Linked DNA regions of Mus musculus: region 1 is linked to region 2. Evidence: chromatin loops called from intact Hi-C (ENCODE). Cell type or tissue: heart. All regions are shown on one strand. Each heading gives the region's core, and the rest is flanking DNA. Links, peaks and the distances in the headings are about the cores only.

Evidence for each region. Hi-C counts contacts between places; a loop is a spot of excess contacts. Peaks named below come from ENCODE experiments on the same cell type or tissue, not always from the same donor. Only the 100,000 strongest peaks of a DNase experiment are listed, where the experiment ranks them.
Region 1: it touches region 2 in a loop (6-fold over the local background); 8 of 42 quality-filtered maps call a loop at or near these places.

Annotation. Positions count from the first base shown.
Region 1 is chr13:13,887,952-13,890,865 of GRCm38, forward strand. It overlaps the pseudogene Gm7446. Among named protein-coding and RNA genes, the nearest start is that of B3galnt2, 65 kb to the right of the region's middle. In heart, for the core only: a CTCF peak has its summit at 1,663 (motif pointing right); a DNase peak (open chromatin) is centred at 1,720; H3K4me3 peaks cover 637 bases; H3K27ac peaks cover 357 bases.
Region 2 is chr13:14,605,453-14,608,366 of GRCm38, forward strand. No RefSeq gene overlaps it. Among named protein-coding and RNA genes, the nearest start is that of Mrpl32, 6.1 kb to the right of the region's middle. In heart, for the core only: a CTCF peak has its summit at 1,039 (motif pointing left); no DNase peak of the experiment used is centred there.

The sequences.
Region 1 (2,914 bases), core at 150-2,649, 720 kb before region 2:
GTTTGCTGGTCCTTTGAGTTGAAAATCTTCATTCTCATCCACTCCTATTATCCGTAGGTTTGGTCTTCTCATTGTGTCCTGGATTTCCTGGATATTTTGAGTTAGGATCTTTTTGCATTTTCCATTTTCTTTGATTGTTGTGCCGATGTTCTCTATGGACTCTTCTGCACCTGAGATTCTCTCTTCCATCTCTTGTATTCTGTTGCTGATGCTCAAATCTATGGTTCCAGATTTCTTTCCTAGGGTTTCTATCTCCAGTGTTGCCTCACTTTGAGTTTTCTTTATTGTGTCTACTTCCCTTTTTAGGTCTAGTATGGTTTTGTTCATTTCCATCACCTGTTTGTATGTTTTTTCCTATTTTTCTGTAAGGACTTCTACCTGTTTGATTGTGTTTTTCTGTTTTTCTTTAAGGACTTGTAACTCTTTAGCAGTGTTCTCCTGTATTTCTTTAAGTGATTATTATTAAAGTCCTTCTTGATGTCCTCTACCATCATCATGAGATATGCTTTTAAATCTAGGTCTAGGTTTTCGGGTATGTTGGGGTGTCCTGGACTGGACGAAGTGGGAGTGCTGGGTTCTGATGATGGTGAGTGGTCTTGGTTCCTGTTAGTAAGATTCCTACGTTTACCTTTCGCCATCTGGTAATCTCTGGAGTTAGTAGTTATAGTTGACTCTGTTTAGAGATTGTTCTTCTGGTGATTCTGTTACCGTCTATCAGCAGACCTGGGAGACAGATTCTCTCCTCTGAGTTTCAGTGCTCAGAGCACTCTCTGCTGGCAAGCTCTCTTACAGGGAAGGTGCGCAGATATCTTGTTTTTGGACCTCCTCCTGGCCGAAGAAGAAGGCCCAAAACAGGGCCTTTCTCAGAAGCTGTGTTGCTTTGGCAGTTCCCAGAAGCTGTCAGCTTCCGTGGTGCAGACTCTCACCTGTGCAGACTAAATTCCTAAGGTCCAGGGAGGTCCGGAACCAAGATGGCGACTGCTGCTCCTGAGGCTGAGGCCGCCTCCCAAGCCAGGCGGACACCTGTCCTCTGGTCCGGAAGGTGGCCCGCCAAGGGTGATGCCTCAGCGGCTCTGTGGCTCTGTGCTTCCGCCTGTCCCAGAAGCTGTCCGGTTCTCTGGCGCACCCTCTCACCTGTTCAGACTAATTTCCTAAGTTCCACGGAGTCCCGTAACCAGGATGGTGACCGCTGCTGCTGAGGCTGAGGCCGCCTCCCCATATTTTCTTTTTAAAGTACCAGGTGATATTACTTCTTGGTGGGTTTTAAAATAATTAAATAATTTATCAGCCTGTCTCACTAGTCTTTTTGCCAGCCACTCTCTCATTAGGCTTGGTACTTATCTGCGTCTATAACCCACTCTTCTTCATCACCTTTCGGATCAGAGTTGCTTCGAAGCATCATAGATGTTTGACTTTAAGGAAGGCCAGTGCCTCCTGAGTAAGGGTTAGACTCCCCCCTGGCTTCTCTGTCTACTCTGTCCTCTACCCGCTCTTCCTCTTCACCTTTCGGATCAGAGTTGGCTTCGAGGGGTCATTTCAACTTCAAGACCAGAGCGTCTCAGATTAGGAGCATAGCTGAATTCTAACACCTGGTAAATGGCCCGTAATTTAAATCGTGGCCGCTAGGTGGTGCTAAGCAGCTGCTAAACACCTGCTAGCATATCTGAATTCTACTCCCCAGTAAATGGCCTGCAATTTAAATTACAGCCACTAGATGGTGCTAAGTGGCTGCTAAACTCCAGCTGGTTTCCGGCTGCCGACTTATGCCAACTGTCACAAAACTGTCGTGAATTGGGGTTAGTGACAGGCGGAAAGGAAATCCTTGAACTTGGGGAATAGGTTCTAGCAGCTTATTTGTATACATAGACACACACACACACACACACACACACACACACACACACACACACACACACACACGCTAAGGTTGGTTCCCATGGTTACCTGGGACCGCAGCGTGGTCTGGGGCAGTGGGCAGCAAGTGCTGCCCTGCTGGTGGCTAGGAAGCCAGGGAGCTGCGAGCATCATTGCTGCCTGGGTCCATGAGTTCCTTACAATGATTCATGAAATAATTTTTAAACTCATATAAAAACATCACTATACCTCTAAATTTATCAAGTTATCAAAGATAAGCAATTTTTCAAATAATAGTTGGAATTTCAAAAGTAGTTTGTTTGTTTTTTTTTTCATTGTGAAAAAGTCTTTATTTTAAGAAAAAAATTTAGTTAACAAAAAATTTAACAAGTTTCACTTAGCAAAATACACCCAAAAGGAAATCACAGTACAAAGAAAGCTTTAAGTCAAGGCCTCACCAATTCCTACAGTATTAGTATTGTTTCTCAATTCTCAAAACTAACTTTTAAAAAGCTTAAACTTAACCTAAAGATTTTAAATGAAAATATAAACTAGAATGAACATGAGAAATGCTTCTCTTTTGCATCAGGGATCTAGCACCTTTGGGTTCTCCAGAAAAGTACATATCCCCAGTGTGTTCACTGTGGTGTGCTTAAAGATCCACTCAACATACTTAAACTACTTAACTCAGATAACATCACTCTTAAGTATACTACCAAAAATGTTAATTGAGAAAAGCGGAAGAAAATAGTTTTAGTTTACTCAATATTACATGCTAGAAGAAAAGTTTGCATGAGAAACACTGAAGAGGTAATTTTTTAATCCAGATTTCACAAACTCATGGTGCAAAGTGGGTCCCCCAGCTTCCTCTAGAGTTATAAACTGCTCTTGACTGCTTATTGGCTGCCTGTGAAATTTTCTGATTGAAATAACTCAAATGTTCCTACAGTACTAATCATATCCACCCATGCTGTTCTGACCGCTGTAGCCGGCCCTGTAACAGCCACTCACTGACTGGCTCTCCAGGCCACTGTAAGTTGCCTGGGCAGCTGACACACCC
Region 2 (2,914 bases), core at 93-2,592:
ATCCCCTAGTGAGAGACAGCTGTTGTGAGGCCAGTCTGACTGGTGAGGCACACAACCTCCAGGACCAAGTAAGAATCAAGTTCTCAGCTCTCAGGTTGATTCTGCTGTTGTCACTGCATAGCCCTGGCTGGTCTGCAACTTGCTGTAGGCTGACCTCAGACTTACATAAGTCTGCATTCTTGTTTCCCATGTGCTGGGATTAAAGGCATGCATTTCCATTCCCCACTTAAAACACGAAGTGTTCAGTATTGGTATATGTGCATGGGTGGGGTCATTTAAGAAATTCAGTCTATTTTTAAACTTTAATTTTTAAATTGTGTCAGTCTTTACTGTGTCAATATAACATTAAATTTGCAGGGAGGAATCTATCTTTCATGTATCCATCATCTAAATTTGATACCTAAGCACATCTCTCTTCCATTTGTGCTTAAACTTGTATTTTCCCTAATTCTTTATTTTGTTTTGAGGTAGCATTTCTCTCTATGTAGTCCTGGCTATCCTGAGTCTTACTTTATACATCAGGCTGGCTTCCAGCTCGCAGACATCCCTCTGCCTCTGTCTCCTGAATGCTGAGACTAAAGGTGTAGACTGACATGCTTGGCTTTATTTTCCCTGATTTTTAGTGATCTTAAGACTTTTGCTGCAGCTAGCATCATACTAAAATTCTTTTCTGTGTTTCACTCAAGAACTTGCCTTCATTTCATCTTATTACTAATTTATTTATTTAGATCACACATGTGTATTTTCTAAGTCACATGTGTGGGTGTCAGAGAGTTTCTGAACTTGGGCTTACAGTTTATTATGACTCAAGAAGCTTGGTTCAGCAACCCATTCTTGAAAAATAAACTAAAACAGCCAAATTAAGAGTAAAATGAATAGAGATTTATTCAATGTGGGATTATTCATATTGGGAAGAAGGCCCAAGAGATTCAGGGAGACTCTCCAGTCCATCTGCAGGGTAAATAGAGGGTCAGGGATGGATTTTTAGCAGTCTCAATCAAGTTGTGGCCTGCCATCTGGAGGTCATACTTAATCTGCAAGGCAGTCTGTTAACAACTTGTTAGCATCGTGGGAAATTTCTTTTCTTTCTTTCTTTTTTTTTTTTTTATCATTTTGTGAAGTCAGTAACTTATCATTCAAGAATGTTATGGAAATTGTATACATAAAAGAAAATCCTGTGCTTCAGCCAATTAATACATTTATACTTTTTCCCCCATTTTTAAATTAGGTATTTAGCTCTTTTACATTTCCAATGCTATACCAAAAGTCCCCCATACCCACCCACCCCCACTCCCCTATCCACCCACTCCCCCTTTGTGGCCCTGGTGTTCCCCTGTACTGGGGCATATAAAGTTTGCAAGTCCAATGGGCCTCTCTTTCCAGTGATGGCCGACTAGGCCATCTTTTGATACATATGCAGCTAGAGTCAAGAGCTCTGGGGTACTGGTTAGTTCATAATGTTGTTCCACCTATAGGGTTGCAGATCCCTTTAGCTCCTTGGGTACTTTCTCTAGCTCCTCCATTGGGAGCCCTGTGATCCATCCATTAGCTGACTGTGAGCATCCACTTCTGTGTTTGCTAGGCCCCCGCATAGTCTCACAAGAGACAGCTATATCAGGGTCCTTTCGATAAAATCTTGCTAGTGTATGCAATGGTGTCAGCGTTTGGATGCTGATTATGGGGTGGATCCCTGGATATGGCAGGAAATTTCTTTTCTGGAAGACAAGACTGGCATTAAGTTTCAGAGTTTCTTCTCCCAAGAAATCACTAGGAGAAACTTCAATTTCTTGGTGTCTGTTGTCCTAAAAGTCTGGCAGCTAAACTGTCTTTAGGCTATTTTTTGTTTCTGCCAGGTCAGTAATAAGAACGTCTGAGAGATGGCTCTTTCCTTCCACCATGTGCTTCTCTGAGACCGAACTCGGATTCCCTCCCTGAGCCATCTGGCCTGACCCGAGAACCTAGTTTTCCTTGAGTGTAGACCCCTAGAGGAAAGGGAGCCCCCTAGCCTGCTGGCAGCAGCACTGGGCTGACTCCCACTGCCTTACATTCGCACCTTCTGGACTCGGCACCACAAAACAATCACCAAACCTAGCTTGTCCTGTTTCTGAAACGTGGCAATATCTGTTTATTCTCTCTATATCCTTGGCCGTCACCATCATGGTCTGTACATCACTTGTACAGGTAACAGCCAGACCCACAGTCTGTCTCTTTTAAGTACTTTCTTGGCCCACTCCAGTGCACTCTCTTCACCTCACCCTTCCTGTCTAAATTAAGTGCCTCTTTGGAGACAGGATAGAGTCAAGGTATTGCTCAATGCTGTGCTTAAGAAAAGCATTGTAATGAGTAGAGTTTTGCTGAAGTAAATTGACTGTTTACACAGTGGTGAAGTAGGGTACAGATTTAGCTGGCAGGGGTGGGTGTGACTAGCAAGGGAAGATGTGGGTGTGACTAGCAGTACTTTAAATGTTCTAATCTCAAAATATTAGGCTACCAGAGAAGCAAAAGTCTCTAAAGAGACTGGAAATGTTGAGTCTATGATGTGTTGAAGGTTTAAGTGATATTTTATTATACAACTTGTATTATTTGTATTTTTGAGCCTAGAGACAAAAGGAAAATTAGACTTGTAGGCACAGACATAAAAGTTATCACCAAGTTTAAGATATGGAAAATATAGGATGACACAGGGGAGACCTGCTAGAAAAAATTGTCACATTAAAAACTCAAAATAGAATTTTACTTAATATTAATTTTATTGATAAGGCAAAATGAGGAGTCTTGTTCCTGACTTCCACTCAACAGAATCCAGTAGCTCCTGCCCTCAACAGTTATAACAACCCACAATGTCTATAGATATTGTCAAATATCATGTGGAAGCAGAAAGGAAGTTATTCCTGATTAGAACCATGGAACTCAA